Regions from separate parts of the Mus musculus genome. Here regions 1 and 3 are each linked to region 2. Evidence: chromatin loops called from intact Hi-C (ENCODE). Cell type or tissue: heart. All regions are shown on one strand.

Region 1 (8,000 bases), 230 kb after region 2:
CCCGGCCCATCCCCCTTTTTCTAGAAACTTATTTTCTGAGTACCTGGGACAGTAGGATGCATTCTAAATGCTCCCGGGACAGGAAGGAAGGAGGGAAGGAGGGGGGGGGAGGGAGGGAGGGAGGGAGGGAGGGAGGAAGGAAGGAAGGAAGGAAGGAAGGAAGGAAGGAAGGAAGGAAGGAAGTGAACTCATTAAGAAGAAGGGCTGGGTGGTCATCTGCCTCCTGGAAGAGGAAGTGGCCCCGTGAAGGGATCAGAATGGGCAGCCAAATATTGGAGGCTGTGGGAAGTCTTCTGGAACAGCATACAGGAAGAGGTCTGGGGCACAGAGCATTCGGGAACAAAGGGAGGGCAGGTGTTGGAGGATGGGGAAGACAGAGGAAGCTGTTTGGGAGGAGGCCGGAGGGGTGGTCAGAGCCAGTAAAAGGAAGGCTTTGTGGCTGCCCGAGAGCAGGCAGTCTGGTGCTGAGGAGGTGAGGAGCCACTGCAATGCCTTCAACCCAGAGAACGGCAGGATTTGTTTGGAGGCTGAGGCTGCTCTGTTCTCTGTGGTGAACAGAGCCCAGGGCCCAGGGGGTGCAAGGAGGAGAGGGAGAGGACCCGGATGGGCAGCTGATGAGGAAGTGCTGGATTACAGATGCGGCTTGGAGTCAAAACCATATCCTCTGGAACAGCCCAGCGCTGGTTCCCTAATTCTATTTTCTGGACTTTCTAAGTCATGGTCCCTTCCTCCCATCTTCAGTCCCCAGCCCCAGAGGTATTGGTTACACGAAGGTGGAGGGGCAGAGAAGGAAGATGCATTCTGGGTCAAGGATGGAACCTTACTCAGACAGGAGAAGGATAGAATGCCAACTGCAGCAAGACCTAGCCTTGAGCCCTGGAGAGGGAACTCTGGCAGGAACGGGCAACGTGGATTCGGTGCGCTTGATTGTGGAATCCACAGAGATGCAAAGCTGTCTGAGGTTATCTAGCCTGGGGTGTGGGGACTGAGTCTCCCGTTTTTGACGGTGCGGTGCTGGGAATTGAAGCTGGGACCTCACACACGCTAGACAGGTACTGTACCACTGAGCTAGCCAGCCCCAGCCCTGGGATCTTCTTCCAAGATAATAATAATGTTTCCTAGCTGGGCAAGGTCATGCTTGACTTGGGATTCTAGCACTTGGGATACGGGCAGGAGCATAGCGAATCCAATTCCAGTCTGAGTGATATACCGAGGTCCCACCTTAACAAACAAACGAACCTGCCCACAACCAGACAAAGGTAGTTGCTTGGTAACATTGGGAGCGCATCAAACACAGTCAAGTCGGTTGCTCTGAAATTGATTTTTCAAGTGAATTTCACTTCGATTAAAAAAACAAAAATAAGCCGGCGGTGGTGGCACACGCCCTTAATCCCAGCATTTGGGAGACAGAGGCAGGTGGATTTCTGAGCTCGAGGCCAGCCTGGTCTACAGAGTGAGTTCCAGGTCAGCCAGAGCTACACAGAGAAACCCTGTCTCGAAAAACTCAAAACAAAACAAAACAAAAAAATAGCTGAGTAGTGGTACGCACACCTTTAATCCCAGCACTCTGGAGGCAGAGGCAAGCAAGTCTCTGTGAGTTGGAGGCCAGTCTGGTTCATAAAGTTGAGGCAGAACAGCCAGGGCTACACAGAGGGCATAGATCTTAAAAACAGGCACCAAGTTTGCCAGCTCCATACTACTCCCCTACTCTCTCCTCCAAGCTGTCTGTCTTAGTCAGGGTTTCTATTCCTGCACAAACATCATGACCAAGAAGCAAGTTGGGGAGGAAAGGGTTTATTCGGCTTACACTTCCATACTGCTGTTCATCACCAAGGAAGTCAGGACTGGAACTCAAGCAGGTCAGAAAGCAGGAGCTGATACAGAGGCCATGAAGGGATGTTACTTACTGGCTGGCTTCCCCTGGCTTGCTCAGCCTGCTTTCTTATAGAACCCAAGACTGCCAGCCCAGAGCTGGCACCACCCACAAGGGGCCTTTTCCCCTTGATCACTAATTGAGAAAATGCCTTACAGTTGGATCTCATGGAGGCATTTCCTCAATTGAAGCTCCTTTCTCTGTGATAACTCCAGCTGTGTCAAGTTGATACACAAAACCAGCCAGTACACTGTCATCAAGACTTGCTCAGACCACTACAGTAGGCTTCCGCTTGGCCTCCTGGCCTTCCCTCTTGTCCTACAGCCCTCTAGAGATCGCATCTCTCCTCAAAACCCTCCACAGGCAAGGCATCATAGTGCGGGAAATAAATCCCCCAAATTGGGAGGCAGACAAGAGGCTCTCTGTGAGTTCAAGACCAACCTAGTGTACTAATTAATTTATCTAGTAAATTAATTAGTTTATCTAATAAATTAATGATTTATTTAATACTTATTAATTATAAGTAATAAATATTTTATTATATTGAGGCACAATCTTGCTATATAGCTATATATGTATATAATATATAATATAAAATATTGCGTGTATATGTATATATGTGTATATATATATATATATATATATATATATAGCTTTCCAGATGTCCTCTTACCACTCCCTACCAAGGCCTGAAATTACACGTGCTCCCAAGCACACCTGAAAACAAAGATTTCCCAAAGTTCACAGGGTCCTATGCAATAAGGCTTCCTAAAAGCCTTCCAACACGTAACTTCTTCCTCCACTTGCTCTCTGCGCTTCTCTGTGCCTTTGGACTTGCGGTTTCCTCCATCCGGGACACCCTTCCTGCAGGTCTCCAGTGGGCTAGGTCGCTGCCCCTCAGTGGCCATTCCTGAGCGTTGGTTTGTCTCAGCCCCGCACTCCCGGCGGCTGTCGCCTATTCTCTGCCTCTCACCAAGCCCTGTTAGAACTGTTTTTTGATTGACTCCGAGCTGTTTCTCTCTGGATCAGTCTGCACCACTGTAGGCGCTAGTGAGACTCGGTGGAATGAAGCCTGGGATCCTGGTCTGTCCTGTTTCGCTCTTGTCCTCCGGCTAGGAGGACCCCGGACAGGAAAGTAGAAGGAAGTGAGGAGGAGGCAGGAAGAAAAGGAAGTGAAGGATTCTGGGAGGTGGGTCTGTGTGATTTTTGGGGAGAGGGGAAACCCCGGCCATTCCTACTTACTGGGAGCGCCTGTAGTTGAGCCACACCCTGTAAACACCACGCTTGTCTTTATATTTTGCATAGAATCCCAGCGACTCCTGGGAGGTCACGCAGGGGTGCAGTGGGTCGGTGGGCCTCTACCTCTGCTCACTTCTAGAACTCTCTCTTAATTTAGGCAAGTGTTTGGATGGCTCGGTATCCTCTGCGTTTTAAAACAGACTTGTGTTGATTTTCTCTGGAAACGCTGTGGGTTGAACGTTTTCTTTTTTCTTTTCTTTCTTTCTTTCTTTCTTTCTTTATTTATTTATTTATTTTTTGTTTTCGAGGCCAGGATGGTCTCGGACTCACTAGATATCCTGTGTGTACCTTGAGCAACTGGTGGGAGGCGGTTCCCTGGCATCTTTCACGTTATATTTCCCCAGGCTTGGCGACAAGCGCCGTTGAGCCGTCTCGCCAGGTTGCTCCGGGACCGAATTCTGGGAACTCCCGACCCTGGCACGGTCCCTTTAAGAGGGATTTTTCAGGCGCGCGTGTGGGGGCGTGGTAAATTCGGGGGCGGGACCTTGCAGGGCTGACCAATGGGCAGGCGCGTGTGGCTCGGAGGCGTTCCCCCTCCTGGGCGGGCCGCTCAGGGTTAAAGGGGCGCCCGCGGGTCGCCGCCACTCGGCCTCCGGGAGACAAAGGGCCCTGTCGTCGCCGGCCCCCGAGCTGTTCCGGGCCATGGGCAGGACAGACCGTCGCGCCGGTCCCAGAGCCAGGTAAAGCCGGGCGGGACGGGACCGCGACGGGGTCGGCAGCCGCGCGGCTGTCGCCCGGGACCCGCCCGCGGCCTCCATCGCGGCCCGGCCGGCGCACCACGGGGGCTTGAGGTTCCGCGGTGGTGATGCCCTGCCTCCGTTTCCCTCGAGTCCTAGCCGCGGGGCCAGCTGTGACCCCACGAATGGAGGACTCATCACTTGTCTTAATTTTTTATGTATTTACTTTTGTTTACGTGTGCGTGTGTGGAGGTCAGAAGACAACTTGGGGGGAGTCCGGGCTTTCCTTCTTCTACTTGGTTTCTGGGGATCAAACTCGGGTCAGAAAGCTTGACAGCCAGCGTCTTTATCCGCTAAACTGTTTTATTTTGTTTTGTTTTTGGTGGGGTTTGTTGTTGTTTTTTTGTTTTTTGTTTTGGTTTTTCGACACAGGGTTTCTCTGTGTAGCCCTGACTCACTTTGTAGACCAGGCTGGCCTCGGACTCAGAAATCCGCCTGCCTCTGCCTCCCCAGTGCTGGGATTAAAGGCGTGCGCCACCGCGCCCGGCCGGTTTTGTTGTTAAATGAGACAGAAGCTTAATGTGTACCCTTGGCTGGCCTGGAACTCAATAATGCAGAACAGGCTAGCCTCACAGATAGATCCACCTATCTTTGCATCGCGAGGGCTGGGATCAAAGGTGTGCACCACTATACCTGGCATGTGTGGCGTTTTTTGTCTGCCTTCCAAGTGCTGGAATGACAGGTGTGAGCGCCACATTGGGTGCCTTCGCCTGCTTTAGAATACTTTCCCCCTATAGTTTGTCACAGGCTGTCCTTAGTTTAGCTCATCGGTGCCTCCATGAAGCCCATTGAGGCAAACTGAGGTCTGGGAAGTGTTGGTAACTGGGCTTCCGGCCTGGGCCAGCCCAGACAAGAATTTGGTCCCTAAAGCATCGTGCTTAGACCCTGTTGCTTGTAGCTCGGAGCCCTCAGCAGACTTTGAACCTGAACAGAGCAGAGACGGTTGAATAGCAGGGAGCACTCCCTCCCTCCAAGGGGAAGCTAGAGCCTGCTTGTTTGCCGAGCCAGAGCAGGCAAGGGCTAGGGACCTGGCTGGGCCTTCTGTCTGCTGGTGACCTTGGCCAGGGTGCCCCCATCTGGGCAGTTGGGGGAGGATGGCTGATGGGCACCAGGTAATATTGTCAGTCTTGGTGGGGAAGAAGGACCCCAAGGTTTCTGCCCCATGGGGCTGTTTGTGTGGAGCTCTGTTCTTTGGCCAGGTCATTTTTTCCCACATCTATAAGTGTGCGATTAGGCATGACCCCTTGTCACAGTCCTCACGTTGACAAAGGTTTGCTTTGCCGTGTAGGCTCCCCAGCACAGGCTACACACTGGACACTCAAAGCCAGACAGAAGCCCCCACACCCCCTCTCTGGACTGACGCAGGTAATCCCCAGCTGGTGGTCTGTTTCGGTCAGAGGATGCTTCCTCCTAGGCAACGGCAAAGCCCGCCTTGTGGTAGGGAAAGGCACCTCAGGGAAGAAAATGTTTGTTGCCTTTGAGCAAGGTAGCCAGGTGGCTGAGGCCCGCTGACAAAGGCTGACAAAGGCTGACAAAGGCGGGCAGAGGTTGGGGAAGGAGCTGAGATTGGGGGTTTGGGCTGGGCTAAGCATCAGGTACAAGTCACAGGAGGGAAGAGTCCCGCTGTGGTCCCAGGGGAGGGCCCTAGGGAGGTGATCTTACCTTGAGGCGGCCAGATAGGAAGGGGCAAAGGTGGAGGCAGCTGGGGAGGGTGCCTGCGGTGCCTCCAGCAAACTTAGGTGGGGATCTTGAAATGGGAGCTAAACAAGCTATGTGTTAGAAGACAGCCAGGGGTGGGAGGATCACCTGGCCTCAGTGATTAGATGTGGGGGTGAGAGAGACAGCAGGGGCCACTTGCTGAAGCAGGATGGACTAGAAGGAAGCCGAGTACACCGTCACCTGCTGCCATGGCCAGAGGCCCTGGTTCCCTGTGTTCTGTCTCATTGTCATAACCTTGACGTGGATAATTTTGCTCTTACATTATAGATGAAGAGCTAGAGGTCCAGAGAGACTGACTGTGTGCCCCTGAAGTGACCCAGCCTGGAGACTGTGAGCTGACCTTCAAAGTGATTGAGCAGAACTGGGTGGGCAGCCTGTGGTAGGTTCTGGGAGAAGTAGGCCTGTCAGTCTCGTGCAATTGATTTGGGAGGGGTGTGTGAGTCCCTTGTGCAGAGAAAAACAGAGGCACAGAGAGGTGCAGCTGGCATAAAAAGCTACACAGCAGCCAGAGGCAAAGCAGGGATTAAACTCACCTGAGCCTTCAGGACCCCGAGGCCCCAGCCCCAATGCTCTGGGCCAAACAAGTCTTGGCCTCTGATCTGGCAGGAAGCTGTCCCCAACTGTAACGTGGGTGGCATGAGGTGGCAAAAATTAAGTATTTGTCTGGCAGCAGTTTCTCTCTCCACCCAGGTCAGGTGGCGCAGCCTGGCCCTACAGAGCCACCACCCTGACCTCATCCCTGCAGACCAAGGGTAAAGCACGGCACAGGCAGAGGGGCTGGGTGTTAGTGGGGTGCCTGCTACAGACATTCCAGGCTCTTCAAAAGTATGCCAGCCATCTGCACGAAGCAAGGCTGTGACGGGGACCCTACGGGTGCAGGGCCTGCCTCCTCCAAGTGGCCACACTGGTAACCCACGTGCCACTCCCCGACAGGCCCTACTGCCCGCTGCTGCCCCAGTGTGTACTTTTCGGGAGGTCTATGTTAGGGCGCCCTGTCCCTTCCGCCCTGACAGTCTGGGCTGAGCCTGCATTTTATCTAGGTTATTTTCCAACAGTTGCTCCGGTACTCTGGGGTTTCCTCCACTCCTGCCCTCCTCTGGTCACCCTCTCCACAGCCGGAGGATTTAACTTTGTGTTTGCTGTGGTGTCCCTATCCTGTTGTCCCTCTGTCCATGTTGTTCCCCCTCACCTCACCCACCCCACCTCGCGCCCTCATGCTCTTCCCTACAGCTCCCTCTCTCACCAACCTGACCTACAAACCAAGGCTGAGTCACAGACCTGGGATCTCCAGGCACGAGCAAAGGCTCTAGTCAGCTTGTTTTGTGACCTTTGCTTGGTGGCTGACAAAGGTTGTGCCTTTGTTTCCCCATCTGACACTGACACACAGATGCAAACATAAAACCAGCACACACCACCCAAGGTCATTGCTAGATAGAGCTAACCTATGCAAAATGTCTGGTGAGCTGACACTTAATGCTACCTTCCCTGGTCAAGGGCAGCAGGAGCCCTCCAGATGGCCGTGCGAGATCCTGGTTTGAGTCCTGTCTCACTGTGCTCACTGAGGGGCCTTGGGGTGGGTGTGGTGGGAGGAGGCTGCTGGTGGCCTGGGAGTCCTGGATGATCCTAGTAGTAACATCTGCTCCCGCGCAGGGGACAGGTTGCAGCTCCTCGTGACCATGAAGCTCAACGAGCGCAGCTTGGCCTTCTACGCAACCTGCGATGCCCCGGTGGACAACGCCGGCTTCCTGTACAAGCGTGGTGGCCGTGGGACCGGCTCGCACCGGCGCTGGTTCGTGCTCCGGGGCAATATCCTCTTTTACTTCGAGGCAGAAGGCAGCCGCGAGCCGCTGGGCGTCATCCTGCTGGAGGGCTGCACGGTGGAGCTGGTGGATGCCCGGGAGGAGTTCGCCTTCGCAGTGCGCTTTGCCGGGGGCCGATCCCGGCCGTACGTGCTGGCCGCTGACAGCCAGGCAGCCCTGGAGGGCTGGGTGAAGGCACTGTCCCGGGCCAGCTTCCACTATCTGCGCTTGGTGGTGCGGGAGCTGGAACAGCAACTGGCTGCCATGCGCGAGGGAAGCCCCGCCAACGCCTTACCCGCCAACCCGAGCCCGGTTTTGACCCAGAGACCCAAGGAGAACGGCTGGGTAGTGTGGAGCACGCTGCCCGAGCAGCCCTCGGTAGCCCCTCAGCGGCCGCCGCCACTGCCACCCCGCCGCAGGGCCTCAGCGGCCAACGGGCCCTTGGCATCCTTCGCCCAGCTGCATGCGCGATATGGACTAGAGGTGCAGGCCCTTAGGGACCAGTGGCGCGGAGGCCAGGCTGGCCTAGCCAGCTTAGAGGTCCCCTGGCATCCTGGTTCTGCTGAGACTCAG
Region 2 (8,000 bases):
GATCGATCCACTGACTGGGTCCAGAGCCCTGAGAGGTAAATTGTTTCTGGACCCCATCACTAGAACACCAAGAGGCCTGAATTCCTAAATCTGGAGGCCCTCTTATTCAACTATGAGAAAGTAGGCTTTTATTGGGGCTTTCAGGGCCACACCTATAACCTCAGCACCAGGGAGACAGAGTCAGGGGATCTCAGTGTCTCCGGGGCAGCCTGGGCTACATGAGACCCTATCTCAGACACATAAACAAACTCTGAATAGACACAGAAACTGACTAGCAAACAAAACCAAGATCTAAAAAAAGAAGCCTTTCGGGGCTGGAGAGATGGCTCAGTGGTTAAGAGCACTGACTGCTCTTCCAAAGGTCCTGAGTTCAAATTCCAACAACCACATGGTGGCTCGCAACCATCTGTAATGAGATCTGATGCCCTCTTCAGGTAAATCTGAAGACAGCTACAGTGTACTTAGATAAAAAAAAAGAAAGGAAGAAAGAAAGAAAGAAAGAAAGAAAGAAAGAAAGAAAGAAAGGTGAGAGCTTAAAGAGAAGAGGGGCCAAGCAGCTCCAAAAAAAAAAAAAAAAAAAAAAAAAGGAACCTTTCGTGTCTTTTTTCTCTTTTATTCTTGAGAAAAAAAATCTTGCTCTGTAGCCCAAGCTGTCTCAGGTGCTTGGGTCCAGGCAATCCTCCTGCCTTAGTCTCCTTACATAGCTGGCATGGGAGGGACATATGGACCGCTGTGCCCAGCTAACAAAAGATCAAATAGTAAACCATGAAAATCTCAAGATGTACCGATTCATCAAAATTTGGCCGCATTTTGTACTTAAAACAAAACAAAACAAAACAAACCCCAAACTCCAGACTCATGAGCCTCTCTCAATTTTCGTCTTTCCATGCCGAGGCCAAAGTCTATGAAAGACAACACCCTGATGCGGAGGCAGAGGTTACAGGCTTATGCTGCCACTTCTGTGTTGTGTATCCCTGGGGAATCTGGCCTTTGTGCACACTAGGCAAGCACTCTGTCTGTCCCCCTTCTCTCCAGGCCTTGGCACCTGCTGTGCCACCAGACCAGAGCTGTTCCCCTGCTTCACCTGGCTGGTGAATTTCTACTCACTGTTACACCTCAGCCTTGCCCTCTTCTCTGTAGATTTTATTTCTTTTCCCCATTGCTGACTGTGGCAGTTTTGTGGTGGGCTCCCACCCCCAATGGCCCTTTTTCATAACTGTAGTGGAGTATTTAACCTCTACAAACACGAACTGTTCTCCTAACTGCTTCTATGGTAAGCCCCACAAGACAAGGATTGTGTTGTCTTTTAGACAGCCATCTCTTGGGGCTCGGTGCTAGAGTCAGAACAGCACCTCAGGCTAAATGACCTGAAGGATGAGAAACTGGATAGATCAGAAAATAGCATGGAGTCCTGAGGATGCATGGCTGTATCCCTAGCACATGAGAGGCAGAGGCAGAGGCAGAAGCAGGGCAGCCTTGAATGTCCAAGCTAGCCCAGGCTAGCCAGCAAGGAAAGGGAGAGAGGGTGCAGGGAGGGAAGAGCTAGGGACATGTTTGAGTGGCTGTGATCCAGGATGACTCCTTGTCCACTTCTGGTTAGCAATGCTAGTTTCCTGGGACTGGCATCTTCTATACCACAGAGCATCTTTGTTTTCTCCTTGTCAATCAGAATGAGGTTAGACTAATGTAGGCTTCCTGCCTCGATCATATTTCATAAATGACCACATGGTGTATAGTTTTATATTACAGACATGGTGTTGTAAAGACATAAGGGATCTTGTGTTTGACTGGTTTCCAAATCTGATTCTGCTATCCACTGACAGTGAGGTCCTAGATATGTTAGCCTCTCTGAGCCTCAGCTTCTTCCTCTGTAAAACGGGGACAATTACAGTACCTATTGCAAAGGTGGGGGCAGGTTACCATTGCCTAAGATACAGAATGTAGAGCTATCAAGTTAGTGTGTGTCACACTACTTAGGGTTATCTAACACTTGACTTGGGGGTGTGCCTCAGCAGAATGGCTTGTGCTTAGCATGTTGGAGACTCTAGGTCAACCTCAGCACCATAAACTAGTGTCTGACACAGTCAGATGATCTACACTCTGTGGATGCATGGTGCATTTTCATATATTCCCATTATTCTCCATGAGGGAGGTGTGATTTGGCTAGATCCATGCAAATTTTTTGGTGGTCATCATGAGTTGAGAGTACTACTGTGGTCTATGGTTCATGGGCACACATACACGCACCCAGAAGTGGTATCAGGACGTGAAATGTGAACAGAAGTTGGGAAACCCTAGCATTAAAAGGGTATGAGACATATTACATAGGAAATAGTGTGAACACCTCTATATATTGTATGTTCCTGTTAAAGGTACAATTTGTATACATGGCCTCTCCTGGACCTCTTACATTATAGCATGTACACAATATTATCTGCCCTGTCGTGTCATGTTTTTTTCTCCAAATACGCACTAATCTTACCTGGCTTTTCTCTCTCTCTTTCTTTCTCTCTCTCTCTCTCTCTCTCTCTCTCTCTCTCTCGTGTGTGTGTGTGTGTGTACTGGACATTATGTCGATTATGTCATGTGTGTTTGTGTGTTTATACTAGACACTGAACTCAGAGCTATAACCCAAGCATTCTACCACTGAAGTGCATTCCTCAGTGTGTGTGCTCACTATAGCACCTGCACAGAGGACAATCTTGAGTTAGTTCTATCCTGCTATCTTGTGAAGCACAAAGCCTTCAGCAGAAGTCTGTAACCCTGGCACTGGCGAGGTGGAAAAGGCAGGAGGGTCAGAAGTTCAAGGACATCCGATTCCAATACATAGAGAACACAGCTTATTTTTTCTCCAATATATAGGGTTCTCAGTATCTTGGGCTATACCAGACGTTGTCTCAAAACAATTAAACAATGGCCAGAAGGTGGTGGGGCAGGACTGTATAGAACTCCGGAAGCAGAGGCAGGCAGATCTATGAGTTCGAGGACAGCCTGGTCTACAGAGTGAGTTCCAGGACAGTTAGGCGTACTTGGAGAAACTCTGACTGGGAGAAGAAACCAATAAAAACAAACAAAATAAAACCAAACAGAATCAACAACAAAACCAATTTTAACCATGACCTCTAGGCTTTCCAGTGTATCCCTGTCTCTATACATCGTTTCATTTCTCAACCGTGCAGTTATGCATTAAGAGCTCAGGATCGCACGAGTGCCAAAGCTTGTCCTGTCTGGGGCTGTTTTCTTTTCTTTTTTCTTGTTCTTTTTTTTTTTTTTTTTAAGTTTTTTCGAGACAGGGTTTCTCTGTATAGCCCTGGCTGTCCTGGAACTCACTCTGTAGACCAGCTGGCCTCGAACTCAGAAATTCGCCTGCCTCTGCCTCTGCCTCCCAAGTGCTGGGATTAAAGGCGTGCGCCACCACACCCGGCTCTGGGGCTGTTTTCTGTGTCCGCAAAATCATCATCCCACGCAGCCCCGCAGTGCTCGGCTCTCAGTGGATTATCTGTGAAGCCACTGCGCTCCTAGCCAGCCCATCGTCATACCTGCAGAAAGTTACAACCCTGAGGTCGAAGACCCAGGAACCCTCTGATTCACGGTGAACCCTGCGGGAAAACTAGGGAGGACAAATGGAGGAGTCAGATGCAAAACAAACCAGAAGACTCAGCGCGCACTGCGCACGCTCCTCGGACACTGTCCAGACGGTCAGCCAAGGGGGGGGGGGGGGGGCAGAAGCGACTGACGAAAGCGCATGCGCGACTTGGGCCACGCCTCTTCCCGCCGGCGGGTGCGCGTGCGCGACCCCGCGGGTCAGAGACGGCGGCCGACAGACGGAAGCGGAGGTTGTGACTCGGCCACTTGGGGCTGCCGCTGCTGAGGCGGTGGCGGCGCTGCCACCGGTGGGCTCGTCCGGCCACCGGGGCCCACTCCGAGCAGGTGACTGGCCACACCGATCATTCTGTACTTTGAGCTAAAGATCGGAAGATTGGGAGTTTAAAGGCAGCCAGGGGTACAGCTTGATCTCACGCCAGAAAAGACAGGAGGTCACGTCCAAGTGTGGCGGTCGTCCAAGCCTTTATCCCAACTGGATTTTGGATGGAGCTTCAGTCACTCTGAACACTTGATGTCTTCTTGGATGGTTTGCAGTGTCAGCATGTCCTCACTGTGTGCCACAAGAGTGTGGTTTTACTTATTTCTTCTAGACTCAGGTACATGTCCAGTGTCTGCCACAGCTACTGCACAGGCATCGGTGCCGGGAAGCCGCTGTCCACCTGGGCAGCTGCTCTGCCTACGACAGCAGCCATTTCTAGCTCTACTTTTAGTTTCTTTCTGTCTCCTCCTGTCCTCTTCCCTTTCCTCTCCTTTCTTCTGTCTCTTTCTCCCTCTCTCCTTGCTAAGTACAGTTCTACCCCTAAACTCTCAGTCCCTGTCTGTCTGTTGTTTTAATGGAAGCAAGGTCTCAGGTCAGAGATGTAGTTCTGTTGGTGAATTCTTGCCTAGCATAGAAGCGAGGCTAGCCCCAAAAAGGATACCCTGGGTGGAATTCCTAGCACTGCCTGAACCAGACATGGTGCATCCTAGTTTTAGGGAGTTGGAGGCTTGAGGACCCGAAATTCAAGGTCATCCTTGACTATATAGAAAGCTTGAGGCTAGCCTAGTCTACATGAGACCCGTTTCTAAAGCAAACTAGGGGACCAGGGAGGTGCTCAGCAGGTAGAGCATTTCCTGCACTTGCAGTCACTGGTTTGGTTCCCAGCACCCAGGCTGAACAGCTGGGTGTTACTTCACAACCAGGAATCTGAAGGTCTCTTCTGGCTTCTACAAGTATTGTTTCACATGTTGTATAGAATATACTCAAGCACACACATGTGGACAGATACTATAAATCACGACTCTAAGATGGAAAGCAAGCCCTCACCACATAAATCCAGCTGATCTGGCACTCATGCAAGCAAAGCTAGCCTTGAGCTTCTGGCGTCCTTCACGTCTCCCCTGAGTGCCCCCTACACACATGCCCCTCTGCACCTGCCAGCTTCTTCAGGACTAAGGAGAGGCAGGTAGACTGGTGCTTCCTTCTTGCCTCTGCCTACTCCTGCGTTCTCCTTGCTCTTCATGACCGAGCAAAGATGGAATGGGTGCTTGATACACCTTGAACTTCCTCACTTGGTGGCACTTCAGTCACTTACAACTGTATCCCACTTCCTGACACGTTGACCCATCCAACAAAATGTGTTAATGACCAGTGAATATTAGTTCACCTCAATTGTCGTGGAAAGGGTTACCCCAGTGGGCATGCTGTCACATCTGTAATGCTAACACTTGGGAGGTGGAGGCAGGAGATTCAGGAGATGAAGGTCAACTGCTCTGAGGGGCAGCGTTTCATGTGTGTGTCTGGAGAGAAGAGCAGCTCAGCAGTTAAGTGCACTGGCTGCTCTTGCAGAAGACCCAGGGTAGGTTCGAGGACCCACATTGGGCTATTCACAGGCACTTAGAACCCCAGCTCCAGAGGATCTAACACCTTCTTCTGGCCTTGGTAGGCACACACATACTCATGACTATAAGCCTGTTTAGAAAATCTGGCTCAGGCCGGGCATGGTGGCGCATGCCTTTAATTCCAGCACTCGGGAGGCAGAGGCAGGAGGATTTCTGAGTTTGAGGCCAGCCTGGTCTACAAAGTGAGTTCCAGGGCTGCCTGCCAGGGCTACACAGAGAAACCCAGTCTCGAAAAAACCAAAAAAAAAAAAAAAAAAAAAAAAGAAAAAAAAGAAAAAGAAAAGAAAAAATCTAGCTCAGAACAGGATATAGTTGCAAATGTATTTAATTCCAGCACGTGGAAAGCAGAGGCAGGCAGGTCTCTGAAGAGACCCCAGAGAATATCTTCTTGAAAAGACCCTAGGAGGTTCAGGTCACAGTAACTGTCCCAGACTGAGTTGCTGGATAGGATGTGAGGACCACACATAGCAGACCATGCCAAACTCAGCATCTACACTCTGGGCACTGCTGGTTCCTGCATCCTGGACTGATTCTTCAGTTCCATCTTAGCCACTGTCAGCTGGTGTACTTCATCAGGGCCATCAGCGAAGCGCAGGGCTCGGGCCCAGCCAAAGAACTGAGCCAGGGGGTAGTCACTGCTGAGGCCCGCTGCTCCAAAGGCCTGGAGACACAAGAGTGGAAAAACAAGAAAGTCTGAGTTCTAAAAGTGGCAGGCTGCTCAAAACAGCTGGCGACTGCTGTCTTGACTGAGGTCCTCTGTGTCACTATGTGTCCCAGACTTCACATAGGGCCATATTGTCATCCTTTGGATGCCCTGCTCACCAAGCCCATTCTCCATGGTTTGCTTCCACTACTGAGAAAGTTCTGTGTGGGACCAAGTGTCAGGATGTGTACCCCACAGAGTCGGCACTGGGTGTGAACAGGAACAGGCCTCCCTTAGGCCTGAGGCCCCCTAATGCAAGAAGAATGCACTGAACAAGGAACACACTGTCCTGGGTGGGTGGGGGTAGGGTAAGGTGGGGTGGGGTGGGGTACCAAGATCAGTTTGGAGATCCAGGCAGTAGTGGTACATGCCTTTAATCCCAGCACTTGGGAGGCAGAAGCTGAGTTTGAGGCTGGCCTGCTCTACAGAATGAATTCTAGGACAGCCAGGGCTACACATAGAAACCCTGTCTCGAAGAAAACAAACGAAACCCCCCAAAACAAATAAACAAATCAGTTTGGAGAGGAAGGTAGCAGGCACAGGAGGAGGCCAGTCCAGGGCTGCTCACCTGAATAGCGCGGTCAATTACGTGATAGGCCATGGAAGGGACGACCATTTTAATCATTGCAATGTCTAAAGCTGCAGTCTGCAGGAGAAGGCAGAGGAAAGAAAAACAGGATGAGGAGCTAGGAGGACAACAGAAAGCCAAACTGTCAGGGTGGCTGCTGGATACAGTGCTGTGGGCAACAGTGGACCAAAGCTAGACCTGGGCATCCTCAGGCCGCCAGCAACAAGGGCATCAAAGAACCCGGGACAGAATACCTGGCTCCACTACCTGGTAAGGCAGCTCTTGCCTGGGTCTAGGACCCCTGCATAGGAGGCCGGATAACACAGCAATCCACATGCATCATGGCCACCCACCATAGGAAATGGGTAATGTTGCTATGGGAACAGGCTCCTGTGTAGGCTAATGCTGTATTTGGACCAGGTCTGCGGGGGTCCTTTCTCCTAGCTCTCCTCCTTCATCTACCTCCATGCACCAGCATGGTCCAGGGCTGACCACATGGTGGAAGTTCACCTCTCTCCTGGGGCCTTTTCTGGTTTGCAATAGATGACTGACCCTCTAGAGTTCAAACAGAACAGTAGCAGTCATCATTGTCCAAGAGCTGAGCCTTCCCACAGTTTGCCAAACAAGGAGAGACAGGTAGATTCCAGTGTCACCTCAGGGTGACCCCTGTCATCTCTGAAGCCTCCCACCTTATTTCCGGCCACATCCATGAGGTGAGCAGCTTTCAGCACCAGCAGCCGGGCCTGCTCGATCTCCACACGTGACCGGGCAATGTCTGCCAGGATGGTGCCCTGCTCCACAAGGGGCTTCCCGAAGGCCGTGCGGGACATCACCTACAGACACCAGAGGGACAAGGCTGAGAAGGGAGGCCTAGAGAGGCCCCGGGAGGCTCAGAGTGGATGACTGCAGAGGAGCCAGGCACACAGGACAAGAGAGAGCAGATGTGAGAACCGCCTGTCTGACAGACAGCTAACTGGGGTTGAGGGTCTGAGGTAGGCAATGCAGTGCTCACTACAGATGACACACCAATAGAGAATGTCCTGCAGAGGCTGATGGCTGATTACAGCTACAGTGATTCTGGAGAGCTGGGAATAGTACAGGCCCAGAGCCTTGAATCTTGGGCTATCACTCACAGGACCTCAGGAACCATTTATTGCCCACTTCTGTCATGACAACAAACCTTATGACTGAGGGAAATCCGTCTGGAATGTGAAGATCGCTACCTTCCACCAACCCAAGAGC
Region 3 (8,000 bases), 58 kb after region 2:
GATGGCCTCGAACTCATAGAGATCCTCCTGTCTCTGTCTCCTGAGTGCTAAGGTTCAGTCTTGCTGACTACATGTTCTGGCTCTCATCTGCAGCAGGGCAGCTCCCTCGGAGCCTGGCCTGTACTACTGGCTCACTAGGCCATTTATAGTAAATAGCAGACTTGGCTCTGGAGGCCAGAGAGCCTCCATGATGCTGTAAGATTCTCTTCCTTTTCAAGGAGATCTTAATAGCCAGGCTTTCTCACGATTTTAATCCTAGTATTTGAGGCAGAGGAAGGCAGATCTCTGAGTTTGAGTCCAATATCTCCTCTACAAATAGAGTTCCAGAACTGTCAGGGTTTCACACTCAGCAGATAAAGGTATTTCCTGCCACAGAGCCTGTGAACTGAGTTCAGTGCAGGGAACCCATGTGGGTAAAGGAGAGAACTAACTTGTGAACGTTGTTCTTGGGCTTCCACATGTGTGTAATACATGTACACACACACACACGTGCACACATATATTCTAAATATAATGTAACTTATTTTTTAATTAACTATTTTGTTTTTTTTTTTTTTCAAGACAGGGTTTCTCTGTGTATCCCTGGCTGTCCCGGAACTCCCTCTGTAGACCAGGCTAGTCTCGAACTCACAGAGATCAGCCTGCTTCTGCCTCCTGGGTGCTGGGATTAAAGGCATGTGCCACCACTCCCCAGCCCATAAAAATGTAATTAAAAAAAATTTAAAATAGACCCTAAACTAGACCCAGAAGCTGGCCGTAGTGATGTAGGCCTGGAATTTGAGCATTCAGGAGGTAGAGTCCAGAGGCTGAAGAGATGGCTTAGCACTTAAGCTGCTTCCTGCTCTTGTGGGGGACACAGGTTCAGGTTTTCAGCTCCCTATATGGCAGCTCACATTGCCCTGTGACTCAAGTTCCAGAGGATCCAGTGTCATCTTCTGATACTTACTGGCTCATGCATGCATCTGGACTATGCACGTGTGCACACACACACACACACACACACACACACACACACACACATTTAGACACACACACTCAGACACAGACATATACAAATACAGATTTTAAAATTAAAAAGGTAGTGGGAAGAATTTTAGAACATCAAGGCCTTCAACTACTGCACAAGTTGAGGCATACCTGAGTTAAGCTGCACATCCAAGAGAAACAAAAAAGCAAGATTTAAAAGGGGGAATGAGGGCAGGTGGGGATTGGGAGCTGGAGAGATAGATAACAGTTAAGAGCTCTGGTTGCTCTTATGGAAGATTTGAGTTCAGTTCCCAACACCCACAAGACAGCTCACCACCATCTTGTTAACTTCAATTCCAGAGGATCTGTTGCCCTCTTCTGGCCCTCATGAGCACTATACATATGTTTAGTACCCAGACATTCATGCTGGCAAAACACCAATATATAGAAAAATTTAAAGCTGGGTGTGGTGGCACACACCTTTAATCCCAACACTTGGGAGGCAGAGGCGGAGGCAGGTGGATTTCTGAGTTCGAGGCCAGCCTGGTCTACAGAATGAGTTCCAGGACAGCCAGGGCTACACAGAAAAACCCTGCCTCGAACCCCCACCCCCCAAAAAAATAAAAAAAAAATAAAAAATAAAAAAATTGGAGGTGGAGAAATGGCCCCCTGACTGCTCTTCTAGAGGTCCTGAGTTTAAATCACCACAAGGTGACTCACAACCATCTGTAATGGAGTCTGATACCTCTTCTGGTGTGTCTGAAGACAGTGACAGTGTACTCACATACATAAAATAAATCTTTAAAAAAATTTTAAAAATGAAAAATTCGTTAAATCTCTTTATAAAGTAAAGAAAGGCAGCAGATGCAGCTTGCTCTCTGAGTCCTTGCAAAGCTGATTCAGGTTTGCTAAGAGTTCCAGGTGAGCCTGGCCTACAGGGGAACTCTGTCTCCAAAAGTGAACAAGAAAAGCCAACATGTGTCTTGTTTGAAGAAGATGGCAGAGGGTGACGTGTGGGCCTTAACCAGATGTTTCCTGTAGGGCGCCAGCCTCCCCGTGATGGACCTGACGGAGCTGCCCAAGTGCACTGTGTGTCTGGAGCGGATGGACGAGTCTGTGAATGGCATCCTCACCACCCTCTGCAACCACAGCTTCCATAGTCAGTGTCTGCAGCGGTGGGATGACACCACGTGAGTGCAGGGGCTGCCCCCACCCCCACCTCGTGGGCCCTTTATGACCTCTTCTTGGAATCCGAAATACCCATCAACAAACACTGCTAGTCCTTGGCTCTGCAAAGCTGGGATCTCAGAAGTGAAGAGACCTCAGTGTCTCTTCTCCCCTTCTCTCAGGTCTTGTGGAAATTGCCATTTGTATAATTTTTCTTATTTGTGTATCTGTGTATGTGTGTGTGTATGAGTTTATGTGCAGCACATGCATGCAGGTGCCCCAGGATGCCAGAGGGCATCACATTCCCTGGAACTGGAGTTAGTGGGTATCTGTGAGCTGCTGTGTGGGTGCTGGGAATGGAACCTGGTTCCTCTTTCTGCAAAGGCAGTAAGGGTTCTTAACCACTGTTCTATCTCTGCCATCCAAAAGTGGACTTCAAATACCAAGACCTTTTAAAAACCCTTTTATGGCCTCTGTAGGCACCTGCATACATGTGTGTGTGCACATGCGCGCGCATGTTTGAGTTTGAGGCCAGCTTTGTGTACAGAATAAGTAGAGCCCAAGGCAGCCAGGGTTCCGCAGAGAAATCTTGTCCTGAAAAACCAAAAAGTGAGTAAAAATAGCCAGGCAGTAGTGGCGCATGCCTTTAATCCCAGCACTTGGGAGGCAGAGGCAGGTAGATTTCTGAGTTCAAGAACAGCCAGGGCTACACAGAGAAATCCTGTCTCAAAAAACAAAACAAACAAACAAAAAAAGTAAGTAAAAATAGAAGAAACTGTTAAATTTAAGAGTTGGAAAGATAACTCACAGACTAAATAGCTTGATTCAAAAGCCAGGTGAGTGGCCACACCTATAATTCTATACTTTGAGCTAAAGATCAGAAGTGTATTAGTCAGGGTTCTCTAGAGTCACAGAACTTATGGATAGTCTCTAGATAGTAAAGGAATTTATTGATGACTTACAGTCGGCAGCCCAATTCCCAACAATGGTTCAGTCGCAGCTGTGAATGGAAGTCCAAGGATCTAGCAGTTACTCAGTCTCACGCAAGCAGGCGAAGGAGCAAGAGCAAGAGCTAGACCCCCTTCTTCCAATGTCCTTATATTGTCTCCAGCAGAAGGTGTAGCCCAGATTAAAGGTGTGTTCCTTAAACTCGGAGATTCAATCTTCTGGAATCCATAGCCACTATGGCTCAAGATCTCCAAACCAAGATCCAGATAAGGATCTCCAAGCCTCCAGATAAGGGTCACTGGTGAGCCTTCCAATTCCGGATTGTAGTTCATTCCAAATATAGTCAAGTTGACAACCAGGAATAGCCACTACAAGAAGGTTAGGAGTTTAAAGGCAGCCTGGGCTACAGAGTGATTCCACTCCACAAAAAGCAGAGGTCATGTCCAAGTGTGGTGGCCATCCAAGCTTTTAAACCCAACTGGATTTTGGAAGGAACTTCAGTCATTTGGTTCCCATGATGTCCTCATAGATGGTGTGGAGTGTCGGTATGTGTCATTGTGCTACACATCTTGGTTTGGAGTATTCTGTGCAGCTGCTCTGCCTCCTCCAGCAGCCATTTCTAGCTCTACTTCCCAGTTTCCTTCTGCATCTCCTCTCCTCTTCCCTCTCCTTTCCTCTCTTCCTCCCTCACTCCCCATCCTCCTCCCTATAGTCGTTCCTCTGTCTCTCTCCCTCTCTCTCTCCCTCTCTCCTTGCTAAGTACAGTTCTACCCCTAAACTCTCAGTCCCTGTCTGTCTGTTGTTTTAATGGAAGCAAGGTCTCAGGTCTAGAGATGGAGTTCTGTTGATGAATTCTTGCCTAGCATAGAAGCGAGGCTAGCCCCTAACAATGATACCCTGGGTGGAATTCCCAACACTGCCTAAAACAGACATGGTGCATCCCAGTTCTAGGGAATTGGGGACTAGAGGACCCAAAATTCAAGGTCATGCTTGGGTACATAGAAAGCTTGAGGCTAGCCTAGTCTACATGAGACCCGTTTCTAAAGCAAACTAGGGGACCAGGGAGGTGCTCAGCAGGTAGAGCATTTCCTGCTCTTGCAGAGTCACCGGTTTGGTTCCCAGCACCCAGACTGAACAGCTCACAGCTGGGTGTTACTTCACAACCAGGAATCTGAAGGTCTCTTCTGGTTTCTACAGGTACTGTATCACATGTTGTATAGAATATACTCAAGCACACACATGTGGACAGGTATTATAAATCACGACTCTAAGATGGAAAGCAAGCCCTCACCACGTAAATCCAGCTGATCTGGCACTCATGCAAGCAAAGCTAGCCTTGAGCTTCTGGCGTCCTTCACGTCTCCCCTGAGTGCCCCCTACACACATGCCCCTCTGCACCTGCCAGCTTCTTCAGGACTAAGGAGAGGCAGAGGCATTGGAGCTTCCTTCTTGCCTCTGCCTACTCCTGCCTTCTCCTTGCTCTTCATGACCAAGCAAAGATGGAATGGGTGCTTGATACACCTTGAACTTCCTCACTTGGTGGCACTTCGGTCACTTACAACTGTATCCCACTTCCTGACACGTTGACCCATCCAACAAAATGTGTTAATGACCAGTGAATATTAGTTCACCTCGATTGTCGTGGAAAGGGTTACCCCAGTGGGCATGTTGTCACACCTGTAATGCTAACACTTGGGGGAGGTGGAGGCAGGAAGATCAGGAGATGAAGGTCATCTGCTCTGAGAGGCAGCGTTTCATGTGTGTGTCTGACGAGAAGAGCAGCACTAGCTGCTCTTGCAGAAAACCCAGGGTAGGTTCCCAGGACCCACATTGGGCTATTCACAGGCACTTAGAACTCCAGCTCCAGAGGATCTAACACCTTCTTCTGGCCTTGGTAGGCACACACATCCACATGACTATAAGCCTTTTTTTAAAAATTGGCTCAGAGCCAGGCAGTGGTGGTGGCGGCGCACGCCTTTAATCCCAGCACTTGGGAGGCAGAGGCAGGAGGATTTCTGAATTTGAGACCAGCCTGGTCTACAGAGTGAGTTCCAGGACAGCCAGGGCTACACAGAGAAACTCTGTCTTGAAAAGCCAAACAAAAAAAAAAATTTGGCTTAGAACAGGTATGCAGAGGCAGGCAGATCTCTGAATTGTAGGCCAGCCTAGTCTACATAGCAAGTTCTAGGTCAGTCAAGGTTATATAGTGAAACCTTGTCTCAAAAAAAGCAATAAAAATTATTGGCTGTGTGTGGTAGTTCACATCTTGAGTCTTAGCACCTGGTTCTCAGTGAGCTTGACATAGTGAATTCAGAGCAGCTAGGATTAGGAGATCCTGCCTCCATCATGTAAATAAATTTGAGAGAAAATAAAGCCAAAGAGAAAGCATAAAGAAGGGAGGTTCAGAGTCCAGCTTTCAACCCCTGTATAATTCCATCTTCATCTTCATGTCCTGGATAGGTGTCCTGTGTGCCGATACTGTCAAACGCCAGAGCCAGTGGAAGAAAACAAATGTTTTGAGTGTGGTGTCCAGGAAGTAAGTAACTGGGATGTGGGATTCTTTTCTGCCCAGTGCAGTTTAGATTCTTTGTGAGACAAATTCTTTTTTGTCTGTAGTTGGGTGTGTGAGTACACAGATTGTTCATGCTTTTGTTTACTATTTATTCTTTTAAAAGACTGAGATGCCCACCAATCAGTCACTTGTGAATCTGTACTTAGGACTTTGAAAAAGCCAGAAAAGGGAAATGGTTGACCAATAATGTTGGAAGGTTGACCTGGAAGGTTGGGTCTTAGAACTGTATTATTCGGAAGTCTGTGGAAGAAGTCCCCAAGTGTTCTTTCCAAGTCATATGGGCCAGGTCATGTGCCTCCCTCCCCAGTCTCCAGTTGAGGTCTTCCCCCTTGCAGAACCTCTGGATTTGTTTAATATGCGGCCACATAGGCTGTGGGCGGTACGTGAGTCGGCATGCTTACAAGCACTTTGAGGAGACCCAGCACACATACGCCATGCAGCTCACCAACCATCGAGTCTGGGACTATGCTGGAGGTACGTGCACAGCTGTTTCCTGATTTAGACTCTTTCCTGTAGAAACCTCTCACAGGTGGTGTGGCAAACTCAGAGGGTGCCATGCCTCTGCCTCGGGATGACCCGAATCAAGAATTATAGAGACAGTTTAGATGTTTGTTCTTGCCCTCTCTCACTCGCTGATGGGCAAATGATTCACCAGTTTAAAAAAAAAATCATACATCAGTACATTTATATTTCTAAAAACGACCAAAATGTGTCATAGTTAAAAGCATGGAGAACTGGCTGGGCGGTGGTGGCTCAAGCCTTTAATCCCAATATTCAGGAGGCAGAGGCAGGAGGATGGATCTCTATGAGTTCCAGGCCATCTTTGTCTACAGAGCAAGTTCCAGGACAGCCTGGTTACACAGAGAAACCCTGTTTGGGAAAAGCACAATAAACTTTTCATTCCTAAGAAACTGCCTCTGGCTGACTTCTCCTCTCTTTAGATAATTATGTCCATCGACTGGTTGCAAGCAAGACGGATGGAAAGATCGTTCAGTACGAGTGTGAGGGCGACACCTGCCAGGAAGAGAAGATAGATGCCTTACAGTTAGAGGTGAGATGCTCTTGGCTGTCACTTGTCAACCACTATTGCTGCGTGCGTGTTTCCATTTTCTGGAGAAAGATGCTTTGACCCTTTCATGTTGTCATCTGCCCCGTGTCATTGCTGGGAAGAATTTCTGAAATGCTTCTTTTTTGAAAGTCTAAGCTTCCCTAAGCCTTACTACTCTTTCACTGTGATGTTCCTGGTTGTCTTAGGTTCAGGTTCCGTAGTTAAGGCAGTTCAGGTCATCTTCCACAGCAGCAATAAAGCCAAAGGCATCATGTTGCTGTAGGAGGCTACACAGAAGCTGGAAATGGAACAGACTGAGTCAGAGTGGACCCCAGCAGCACCTTCTTCCCTGGTCATTCATGTATAGCTGTGTGTTTATTGTACGTGCTTTGTGAATTGGGGTTCAGTTACTTAAAGGCATTTTGATTTTATACATGTGAAGGACCAACACGCTTAGCACACTGGGATTTTCCTTCTGAGAAGCCATGTGTGCAGGGCAGTCCTGTGCTGCCACTTGTTTGCTTGGTGATGCTTTGTCGTCATTTGTGGATTTTGGTTTATCAAGTAGTTCCAGATTGATCTCAAACTCATGATCCTCCTGCCTCCACTTCCCTGGTGATGGGACAATAGGAGCGAGCTAGCATGCCCACACAAAATTCTGTTAATGAGGAGGAAGTTTCAGAATGAGTCCTGTTTTATGTAAATTTAAAAAGAAAAGTTTAGCCAGGAAAACAAACCCAAAACTCCTGGTTTTCAGGAGTGGACTTTGGAAATTAGTTCATTTGTAAACTCTTTGAGATTTATTTATTTTTTCATGTAATGTGTATGAGTTTGCCTGCATGTGTGTCTGCACCATGTACATGCTTGGCACCTGAGGAAGCCAGGAAGTGGGCCTCAGATCCCCTGGAACTGGAGTTAAAGACAGTTGTGAGCCACATCTGTGTGCTGGGGACGGAACCTGAGTTCTCTAGAAGAGCAGCCTGTGTGTTTTCCCACTGAGCCATCTCTCCAGCTCCTCATTTGTAGATGCTATAGCTCTAGTAGATTCAGAAAGTGGCCTTCAGTATAGCTTGTACTCTTAATAAATTACTATACTGACAGAAAAGACAAACCCTTGACATTCTTTAGAATAAGTATCTCTTCCATATGAATTCTGACTAAGGATTGTTCAGGAGCTCACTGGTATTGAACTCAGGAGGTATGCACGCTTCCCACATGCTAGGATTAAAAACATGTGGATACCCCAACACACCTGACCTTGCCCACAAGTCTTCACACCCATAGCCCCTTCTTGTTGTG

What was found. A loop is a pair of places that touch in the nucleus more often than their neighbours do. Peaks named below come from ENCODE experiments on the same cell type or tissue, not always from the same donor. Only the 100,000 strongest peaks of a DNase experiment are listed, where the experiment ranks them.
Region 1: it touches region 2 in a loop (2.9-fold over the local background); 4 of 42 quality-filtered maps call a loop at or near these places.
Region 3: a loop joins it to region 2, with 19 times the contacts of the local background. A loop is called at or near these places in 13 of 42 quality-filtered maps.

Annotation. Positions count from the first base shown.
Region 1 is chr5:121,845,273-121,853,272 of GRCm38, forward strand. Pheta1 (PH domain containing endocytic trafficking adaptor 1) reads left to right here and starts at 3,725. Exons shown (of 4, transcript NM_175474.4): 1 at 3,725-3,852; 2 at 5,198-5,274; 3 at 5,896-6,007; 4 at 7,279-8,000. The coding sequence starts at 7,305. In heart, CTCF peaks have their summits at 2,900 and 4,973 (motif pointing left); DNase peaks (open chromatin) are centred at 299, 2,939, 3,669, 4,729 and 4 weaker places; H3K4me3 peaks cover 3,048 bases; H3K27ac peaks cover 3,843 bases; H3K27me3 peaks cover 227 bases.
Region 2 is chr5:121,615,232-121,623,231 of GRCm38, forward strand. It overlaps Acad12 (acyl-Coenzyme A dehydrogenase family, member 12), which reads right to left and starts at 3,707. Exons shown (of 11, transcript NM_178799.3): 1 at 3,540-3,707. Acad10 (acyl-Coenzyme A dehydrogenase family, member 10) reads right to left here. Exons shown (of 21, transcript NM_028037.4): 19 at 7,448-7,591; 20 at 6,759-6,836; 21 at 5,798-6,148. The coding sequence ends at 5,978. In heart, a CTCF peak has its summit at 3,892; DNase peaks (open chromatin) are centred at 3,830 and 6,090; H3K4me3 peaks cover 1,989 bases; H3K27ac peaks cover 1,769 bases.
Region 3 is chr5:121,673,223-121,681,222 of GRCm38, forward strand. Brap (BRCA1 associated protein) reads left to right here. Exons shown (of 12, transcript NM_028227.3): 6 at 2,008-2,156; 7 at 5,542-5,617; 8 at 5,989-6,127; 9 at 6,595-6,704. Among named protein-coding and RNA genes, the nearest start is that of Brap, 17 kb to the left of the region's middle. In heart, no CTCF peak of the experiment used is centred here; no DNase peak of the experiment used is centred here.